2 separate regions of the Homo sapiens genome follow, and region 1 is linked to region 2. A link is a contact called in ENCODE Hi-C or POLR2A ChIA-PET data. All regions are on one chromosome and are shown on one strand. The core of a region is the stretch at or near the end of the contact, and the rest is flanking DNA. Distances in the headings are between cores, read along the strand shown.

Region 1 (5,306 bases), core at 617-3,116, 150 kb after region 2:
CTGCTTCAAGTTAGGAAATGAATATTACTTATTTGAAGTAGAAGAGAATAAAATAGGCCGGGCATGGTGGCTCACACCTGTAATCCCAGCACCTTGGGAGGCTGAGGTGGGAGGATCTCTTGAGGCCAGGAGTTTGAAACCAGGCTGGACAACATGGTGAAACTCTGTCTCCATTAACGCACACACATACACACACACACAAATTAGCCATGTGTGGTGGCACATGCCTGTAGTCCCAGCTACCTAGGAGGCTGAGGTGGGAAGATAGCTTGAGTCTGGGAGGCAGAGGTTGCAGTGAGCTGAGATCACCACTGCATTCCAGCCTGGGTGATAGAGTGAGACTCTACCTCAAAAAAAAAAAAAAAAAAAAAAAAAAAAAAAAAAAAAAAAAGAAAAAAATAAATTAATGAGCACTGTTTCAATTTATCTTTCTTATCTTCACCTTAAAGTACTGTTCTTACAAATACTAAAAGGCATAACCCTTCCCCAAAATTTGTTGCAACAGAAATATTATTTTACGTCTGGCAATGCTGAAGAATTTGGTTGTTTTCAGCGTATGTATTACTGTTTATGTGCTGTCTCAGATACACAGACCCACCCTAAAATCCAATAAACTTCAGCAAAGTAGGCTTACTTGGTAATATTTTCTCAAACCAGATTTCAAATCACTTACCATAGTAAGTCTATTTCACCAAGTCTAATTCACCATTGCTATAGTCAGTCTTAAGTACAAGGCAGTATTTGTGGAAGGTATTAAAAATGAGATTCCTCTGAGATCATAATCAAAGAACTTATTAAAAGAGAGTTCCAATATGTTGGGAAGACTCGACCTTTACTCACACTCTAGTTAAAAAAAAAAAAAAAGGGAGGGGGGCCTGAGAATCCTCTCTAATATGTTTCAGGAGAGTTTCATAAAAAAGCAATGAACCTGAAGAAAAGAAAGATCAAATATCATGAAGAAATACTAATGGAAAAATGTAAACATGGCGCTGGAAACAGAATGTTGTGAGCTTTGAGTTGTGCTTTCCTTTTTATTTTCAGCGTAGAATGTTGTCTCGGTGAGCAAGAGACAATGCCTGCGAAGAGCAAGCTCTGGAGATGGCACTGCCCTTACAAATGCCCCAGCAAGCTGAGCAGATGCCATGAGCGGGTTTTTCTCTATAATGTTGGAAACCTGGCTTTCTGACACACATTTGCAAACTAAGTGTGAACAGTTCAGAGTAGCAGCCGCAGGATGGGGCAGAGCTGAGAAGCCAAGGGGGGAAGAGTTGGGGCTGACCTCTTCTTCACCTCGGGCCTTAATCACTGACCAAGTCCAGGAACAGTATGTATAAGCATCAGCCCAAGCAAAGGGTCAAGGAAATTAGTGCATGAAAGGCTAATGCTCATAAATATACAGCTTTTATAATTCAGACGCTGCTAAGCCTAAGAATCTCAGAGCGCTTTGGAAAGTCATGGGTAACATTTGTAAAAATCATGTTTTAAAACCACCTGCCACTGTGTGGTCTCCTTCAATTCTCATACCACCACTAATATCTGAGATGTTATTACTCATACTTTACAGATAAGCAAACTGAGGCTTGGAGAGATTAAATAATTTGCCCATATTCCCAACCCAGACCCAAGGTCAAACCACACACTTGTATGATTCTAGATCCTTTGTATAATCATCTTATGCCTAGTTAATAGCAAAAATGAACACTAACCAGTTTCATTTTTCTGTATGCTCATTTTTGGAAAAGATTCCGTGCAGAGCATTTTATCCCTGCTTATGCATGACAATCAACACGTGTAACTGAGCAAATATAAGGCAGTTACTCCTACAATGACAAAAACAGGAAGAAAACAGCTAATTGCTGCCCTTGAAGCGCTTACCATCAAACACATACGTCAGTCAAAGGGCAAAGGTACACAGTAACCACAAAGCAGTTCTGAGGACTGACTATACTTCTCGGCTTCTCTTTTCAGTTTAAGAACTTTTCCCTAAACACTGTGGCTTTCTGAAAGATGCAATGAAAATTACAAACACAAATGTCCTTCATGCCTGCTCCCTTTCAGTTTTGGGAGGAAGATCACCAAGTTAACTGAGTTCCAGTTTCATTGTCAGAAATCAAAACTCATTCAGCAAGTGCAAGCCCATCTTTTTGGGTGTTCACAGCTACGAAGAATAGACAAATCCCACAGTAAAATGTCATCAAAATGCCGAAAGGATGTGAGCCTTGTAGCTATTACCAAGATCGCACCACTAGGACTCTTTCTACCAAAAAAAAAAAAAAAAAAAAAAAAAAAGCAACAGCGAAAAATAAAATCCCTCCAAGTTAGCACAATCCACAAAGGAAGAGATGAAGGTAGAATTTTCTGGAGGCTTTTGAACATTAGCAAGTGGGAATAAATACTGAGCCAGAAGAGAGCAGAGAGGGGGCTTACCAGGCTTGACAAATGACACCGTGATTCACACCCACTGCTGGGCTGTCTCTAATAAGCCACAGAGGAAGCAGCCAATCTCAGCTAATTACCAGATAAAAATGTATTGTAAGGACTCTAATTAGGAGACGCGGATGGAGGTGATCTAATGATTAAATGCTGCATTCGACTGACCCCACCATCAATGTGCAGTGGTGCAAGATGTCACTGGAATATTTTGTAGAAACAGTAATTTTATTTCGAGGAGGGGAGGCAGTAATATTTGTAATGATGGCTATGAGGTAAACTAATTAAAAGACAGTTCCTAGAGGAAGAGGGTGGCTGAGAGCAGCTGTGGCCATTCCAAAACCAAGTGCCAAGTCTCAATAGAGGAGCTGCAGTCAAGTGGAAAATTTCTGCCTGACCTCTGCCCTTGCTATTAATTTGCAGGAAAACTAATGACACATATACATATTCCCACAAAATTGTTCTAATTGCTAATTTGCCAAAGGAGCCCAGATTCCAAATTAAACATGACTAGCCCGTGAGGGAAGGAAGAAGAAAAAGCTGTACACTCCAAACACAGGGTGCTTTGCCACACAAAATCATTTGAAGGCTGAACCAACAAGTTAATGAAATGTCAACCTTGTCAACTGGTACAGAAGTTTCTTAACTTTTAAACTTCTGTTTGATGATCACATGCTTGTCTGGAGGAGAAACCATCTTCGAAAGGGAAGGTTGAGAGAGAAAGAATGGAGAAGAAAGACTCAAAGCAGGCTCTGTGTTCAAACCAAACCTGCTCTCTTAATTAAGGCCTCTTTGAAAAAAGAGTGCCCCCCCAAAAAAAATTAATTACAGACTTAGAACAGAAGAGCAAATGGGGAATGGTGTGTGTTTTTGCTGTAATCTTGAAATATTCATCTTAATTGTAAACTATTAAATCTTAATGTAATCATCAATTAGAAATGAAAGCATATGTGCTTTGTGTTTCTGATTGCAGTTCAGGTTTTAAAAGATAATTTTTTCTGGGGCATGGGGCAGGAAGGGAATGGACTGGGAGGGTTTCTTTTCCTGATGGAAAGCCTATTTTTCTTATTGTGTTCCTTTTCTATTTAAAAGAAGTTGCTATGTTTAGAAAAGTCAGTAACTCTGATATTTTCTACATGGCAAGTTTCCATCATGTGATGATTTCAGCAAAGATAATCTCTTTGAAACTCTGGCCAAAAGTTAAATTCTTATGTCATTTAAAATTGCTGTAGGGTTTTATTTTTTAAATTTATTTGTACTCTCAGGCATCAGCTTTTCTTTTAGCCATCGAAACTATTCAAACTTGGTTGGCTACCCACTATTCTGCTTAGTCCCTTTTTTTTTTTAATTAATTAATCTTTCTTTAGTTTTTAACAGTAATCTCCCCTCCTGTTTAAAGATGATGAGTCACTCACATTAAAAAAATAAACTGCTGATGTAAACCCCTGACAGAAACAGACTTGTAAGTATTCCCATAAGAACTCATTTTTATTTTTGTTTGTGCTCTTGCCTCACATGAAAACAGATTCTGAGAACAAAAGACAAACCTGAAACCCAAACACCAAGGGACACAACTGCGTAGTAGGGACTTTCGGGCTCACAGAACTTGTTTTTCTGCTCTTGTTTTACTGGCCTGAGCCAGCTCAAGTCCTGCTTTAACTGCATGGCAGTGTCATTTCTGGGCATGAATCACTGAGTTCAGAGACGGCCTTTCTGAGGCTGGAGGGACGTTACCAGGCCGTGCGGAGGGCAGGACAATGGGTGGCAGCCTTTGTTACAAGCCTTTCCTTTCCTTTCCTTTACCATCTCAGCCTGGCCCTGTTTTAGAGAAGCGAACTCGTGGAAGGTTATGACTTACTTAGAAGGTGGTGGTACTGGCAGGGATACTAAAAGCAAAAACAAAAAAATTCTAGTTGAAAGGTTGGTGGGGGTGGGGCACTTAATGAAAAACAGTATATAAAACAGCTTTTGTGTATTGTGCCTAAGAATCCCTTTTTATGACTGCTTAATATTATTTCTCCAACTCTAAAGCAAGGACCCAGGCAGCCCAAATGATCCTTGAAGAGTTAAAAGACCCTTTCTTTTCGGGGGGGCACTTTGTTTTTATAGGAGCTAAAAACTCTTTCAAAACAGTCCTAATGGCTATGGTTAGAGGAAAAGAAAATGTATAAAAATGAAAATCTAATACTATATTTCATTACAAATATCCAAGTTCCTGTAAGTGCTTTATAAGATTTTCGTCAAGAAGAATATACCACCTACACTGTAATTACGTGCCCACCAAATCTAAAAGAATGTGGTTTCTCCAGGAGCAGAAGTTGTTCTCTGATGTGCAGGAATACCCTAAAGCAAAGCGTTCTTCTCATGTACTCAGTATTATAAAATACGATTTACAGTGTTTTCCTGACATAATGACAGAGTGTGAAAAGTCTTTTTAAGAAATCCGTAGTAATTTAATAAAGTCATCATATCACAGACATGTTTCTTTTTGTTTTTGTTTTGTCCTCTTAGTTTTTCACTCCCTCCCCCAAATGAAGTATCTTGGCAAATTCTCCACAGAGTAAGCACGGAGAAATTAACCTCCAAGCAAGACATTTGGGTGTTTACTTTGAGAATGTTTACTGAGTCTGGAACAAAAGAATATCAATCATTTTCATTAGGGCAGTTTACTATTGTTTGTTTTTGCTTTTCTTTCCATAGAAAAGAATAGAATCTTTTAAAATAACAAGAAATGTGGCCATTCTAAATGTAAGAACTGCTTTTCGGCTCTATGTACCTGAGAGCTAGAGCTTAGGGCTGCTCTGGTCAACTTACACATACTACATACGTCCACGCAGGGTCCAGTCTTTATAAAATTAAAAGTTTGAAAAGCTTGT
Region 2 (4,800 bases), core at 1,837-4,336:
GCATTTCTCTCCCTTTCATCTCTTGGGTGCCTGGTATGTGTCCAAAATAGCACCAGATGCTTCTGGCAGAGGCCCTACCTACATAAAGGGTATCATCCAGGGAAGAAGTCAGACAGCAAAAACTAAGTGCAATTAATATGACCAAATGGGTGGTTCTGGGTTCCAGGACCATAGAGCTAGAAGCTGATATTCAGAGTTTTAAGCAGAAAAAGAAAGATTGGATAAGAAATTGTTTTGAAGACTCCTAAAGGATTATAAACATTTAAGGAATTGGCAATGCTTAGGGAGGATACCTTGGTTTGGGGTGGGGTTTTTTTTTTGTTTGTTTTTTGTTTGTTTGTTTGTTTTTTCCATTTAGAGCACATGGTTGCAAGCAACAGAAACCAATTCTGTTACTTTAAGTTAAAGAGAATTCACTGGAAGGAAACTGAAATCGATAACTCACAGAATGTATGGGCTGCAAAAAAACCTGGGCTTAAAATTGGGCAGGAAGAGAGGACTGGGCAGTAGGAACTAGAGTGTAATAGTAGGAGTGGTCTAGTGAGCTGGCTGCTGATTTCTGGCCGGTCTTTTCATTCTCATAGTATCTGCTCAGGACCCAAAGTTCTGGGAAATGATTTTTTGCTGGTTGAGCTTAGGTCTTGCACCTATTCGTGGGCTCTCTTGAGGTTGGGGGAAGGAGAAGGTGAATCCTCACTTGCTGCAGCGTAAAGCCAATACAAGGAATTGTACTTCCACCAAGAATATTTGCCAGGTGAAGAGCTAATTCCTCAAAAGAAAATTGAGATAATCAAAAACGAATAATAGATGCAAGGCAACAAATCACCACAAAATTTGCTTAACCACTTCTCATTTATTAGTTCAGAATCTTGGAAAAGAAATGTCTGTTTTTTTAATTAATCAAATATTAGTAGTTTCAGCTGGGCGCGGTGGCTTACGCTTGTAATCCCAGCACTTTGGGAGGCCGAGGCACACAGACTGCCTGAACTCAGAAGTTCGAGACCAGCCTGGGCAACGTGGTGGAACCTTGTCTCTACTGAAAATACGAAAAATTTGCCTCATGTGGTGGCACACACCTGTGGTCCCAGCTACTTGGGAGACTGAGACTGAAGTGGGAGGATTGCTTGAGCCTGAGAGATGGAGGTTGCAGTGAGCCAAAATTGCACTACTGCACTCCAGCCTGAGCAACACAGTGAGACTCCCGTCTCAAAAATATATGTATACACACACACACACACACACACACACATATATACATATACATATGTAGTTTGCTTATAGTATTATATTGAACTTCCTGACTGGATCTACATAGGTTTTGAAGCTAGCTATATTGCACTCTTTAAAGGGGTCACTTTTTAATGTCTGAATGTAAAGTGCTTTAATTAGTAAAGATATTTAGGCAAAAATATCCCCAATATAATTTTTAAATTTGCGCATTCATAAGTAAAAAGTAGAAATAAGAAAATTACAGCAGTTGATATCAGAGATTCTGCCACTGAGAATCTTAATTACTTTTCAATAACTGGTGTTTAATTTGTATGAAGGCAATGTAGCCTAAAGTATATATATATGTGTGTATTCAAAAGAATTGTACTAAATGCATTATAGATCTTCTATTGCATCCTGGACTAGAATAAAAGAAACAACAGTGAAAATCAATACAATCCAAATAAAGCCTGTACTTTCATTAGTAATACTGTTCCAAGGTCTATATCTTAATTTTAACAAATATTCCATAGTTATGTAAAATGTTAACATAACGAGAAGCTGGATAAAGAACATATAGGAATCCTAGACTATCTGTGCAACTCTTTCATAAGTCTAAAATTATTTCAAGATAAGAAGTTTTTATTGCAAAACGCCATGCACATAGTAGGTGTTCAATTAGTTAATTGCATCTTACTTTGCCCTCTCTTGATCTTGAAATATTTATGTTCATCAGTTTCCTCGGACAATTTCTTATCATTCCTTCCTTCATTAATCTCTCTCTAGAAGCCAAAAACAAAACGGGGAGAGGGAGAAAACAAAATTAAAGAAAAACCCCAATATAATTTTGCTCTGTTTCGTTATGAGATGCAGTTATTCTTTAAGAAATGTCTAGACATGTTTCACCCAGGGGCATCCTAACATTGGCTCCACAGACTCAGTGCTAACAATGACAACGTATTTGCCTAACAGTTACCATTAGACAGCTAGTTATTCTTTTTCTCTGCTTTCACTTTACTTATAGACAAAACTAACTCTGTCAGACATCTTGAGAATGCTATAGTTCATCTTCAACAGATAGAATTTTGTTCTTATTTTGTTAAATGTTACATTTACATAATTGTGTATGTCATTGGTGTTTATGAGGATACACCAAAAAAGTAAAAGTTTTCCTATCAGAGTATAGAGGATGATTACTCTAAAACCAATACAGGTGTCCCACTCTGTGATAACTCACACTCTGAATTCAGGAACCAAATAGATTTTAGATAATGAGGGCTAGTTTTCTTACTCTGCTCTAAGATAAGTCACTTATTCTTTGCACAGAAGTTACACTGGAGTTAGAGATGATCTTTTTTTTTTTTTAATCACAGAGTATATAGCTTTAGAAATTCCTCACAGTAGGCCAGATGACATTGCTAATCTTTGTTTTCATTTTGTGAAGTTAGATGCCCTTAAAATGTTATGTCTTGGGTAGGTTACTCAATTTCAGTTAAAATCACAAAGCAACTCTTGTAAAATAACACCTGGTGATTGAATAGTTAACTATAGAACTTACTGTTGTGGAAATATTCTTATCTCCAGACACAAAGATATTTATATGAAAACTGCATTCTTTGTGACAAACCAGAATCTTATTTTGCTGAGGCCAAATGCAATGGACATCTGTTGTTTTTGCCTGCCCAGCACATATTCCTCCCTTTACCATTAGAAGAGGCTGGATTTGGCCATGGGGGTGGGAGGGGTGGCTGCAGGGGAATCCACCCCTCTCCTCCTCTCAGTTCGAATGGTTTCGGGAGGACCCTCATCCTCACCCGCAAACTTCCAACCTCTCTCTTGAAGGGTGGACCTATGACTCAGACCCAGCCAGACATCACAGCCTTTCCTGTTGGCCAGAGTTTGGCTCCAAATGAGCATGCGATTCCAGGCAGACCAGAGAGATGCAATTCAAAGAATCATACTGGAATGACTGGAATAAAGAAGCTCTTTTTTCCTGGAAATGAATCTAAGAGGATGTCAGTCTGGAGCTACTGGGGGCATTCTTATGACAAACCCCACCAACTAAAGAAAGATATCGACCGAAGCTAGTGATGTATTTGAACAGTACCTGGATCCAGCCACCCTGAAGATGAGAACTTCAACTATTCGAGAAATAATGTTCATTTTTTTCCCCCTTAAACTTGTTTGAATCAGGTTTATAGGTTTATGTCTCTTGCAACTAACATAATTTTAAGTAATTCATAAAATTTCCATGCATATTCTTCTTACTTCATGAATCTAAGTCAGGTGAAACTTGTATTTCCATTCATTTAATATATATGTACTCAGTGAATATTGTACAATGCAATGAAAGGGATAAAAAGATTCATTAGATATAATTTGTACCCTCAAAGGAAAATGTGAAGAAAAATCTGTAGAAATTAATTGACCTTTTAGAGACAGAGAGAAAGTGAAATTTCTGTTTTCTTTTCTATAAATGATGTATTATGATTTTTTTTTTTTAAGGAAGGCAATTAGTTAAGAAATCCCTAGGACACAGTATTTAGGAGCGTAGGTGGTTTTTTTGTGTTTTGTTGTTGTTTGTTTGCTTGTTTGTTTGTTTGAGACAGGGTCTCTGTTGCCCAGGCTGGAGTGCAGTGGCACTATCATGGTTCACTGCAGCCTCTACTTTCTCAGGCTCAAGTGATCCTCCCCGCTCAGCCTCCCAGGTAGCTGGAAGGACAGGTGTGCGTCACCATGCCCAGCTAAAGGAGCAGGGGTTTTACATCAGACAACCTGGTTTAAGCCTGTTTCTGTCTCCTACTACATGATCTACAAGTTACTTCACTTCTCTTAGTATTCATTTTCCTGTCTACAAAGTTAGTACAAATATACCTGGGTCAAATAATTTTTTGAAGATTGAGAAAATACATACAAATTATATATTATGCCAGATACATAGCATTAAGTGGTGGTTTTTAAAAGAAAATACTTAATACATGATTCAGTATAGTTCTTCACCAATTTTAGAATTTTTGGTTTGGTATCCAACACACAAAAAAGGCTATTTTAATTTGTATCTCCAGCCCAGTTTTATTTCTATGCATCAGGCTCCATGCAGATGTACAACTGCATACTGGTTATAGCCACTAGAATTTCTCACAGGCACATGGACTCCACCATGTCCAAAACCAAATTTAGTATTTCTCTCTGACCCCAAACCCACGTCTGTTTCTGCAATCTCCGTTTCAGTAAATGGTACCATCATGCACCAGAATCCCAGCTCACTCCCACACGCCCTCACTCCCCACATTAAATCAGTGGCCACAGTAGCCCACCAGCCTTCTAACTGGTCTCTCTGCCTCTATCCTTTTATCCCCTGGTCTGCATTCTGCACAGGAGTCAACTGATCTCCTCAATTCGCACACTTCCTGAAAACCAACAATGGTTTATCACTGGCCTTAGGATAAAGACAAACTCCTTAGCATGGACTACCTTTCTTCATGTTCCAGTGTCTTCACTGCTGCAGTCTGGGCTCATAACCCTTCCAAACCACACCCACCTCACCACCCCATGGTCCAGCCCTAGAAACTTCTCTCATCCCTCCTATAC

The links. Hi-C counts contacts between places; a loop is a spot of excess contacts on that map. ChIA-PET counts read pairs that join two places held with the same protein, here RNA polymerase II (POLR2A).
Region 1: a loop to region 2 is called in a map of vagina, with 3 times the contacts of the local background. The contact joins two enhancer-like sites. A Hi-C loop is called at or near these places in 1 of 168 maps with a recorded cell type or tissue (vagina). POLR2A ChIA-PET finds 5 or more read pairs at or near these places in 2 of 52 experiments (AG04450 and PC-9).

Annotation. Positions count from the first base shown.
Region 1 is chr3:70,978,930-70,984,235 of GRCh38, forward strand. All of the region lies in intron 14 of FOXP1 (forkhead box P1), which reads right to left. Among named protein-coding and RNA genes, the nearest start is that of FOXP1-AS1, 310 kb to the right of the region's middle. Within about 2 kb of position 1,867, at least 3 of the 41 ENCODE cell types and tissues checked have a DNase peak (open chromatin) inside an H3K27ac peak, as active enhancers do.
Region 2 is chr3:70,826,190-70,830,989 of GRCh38, forward strand. No RefSeq gene overlaps it. Among named protein-coding and RNA genes, the nearest start is that of FOXP1-AS1, 460 kb to the right of the region's middle. Within about 2 kb of position 3,087, at least 3 of the 41 ENCODE cell types and tissues checked have a DNase peak (open chromatin) inside an H3K27ac peak, as active enhancers do.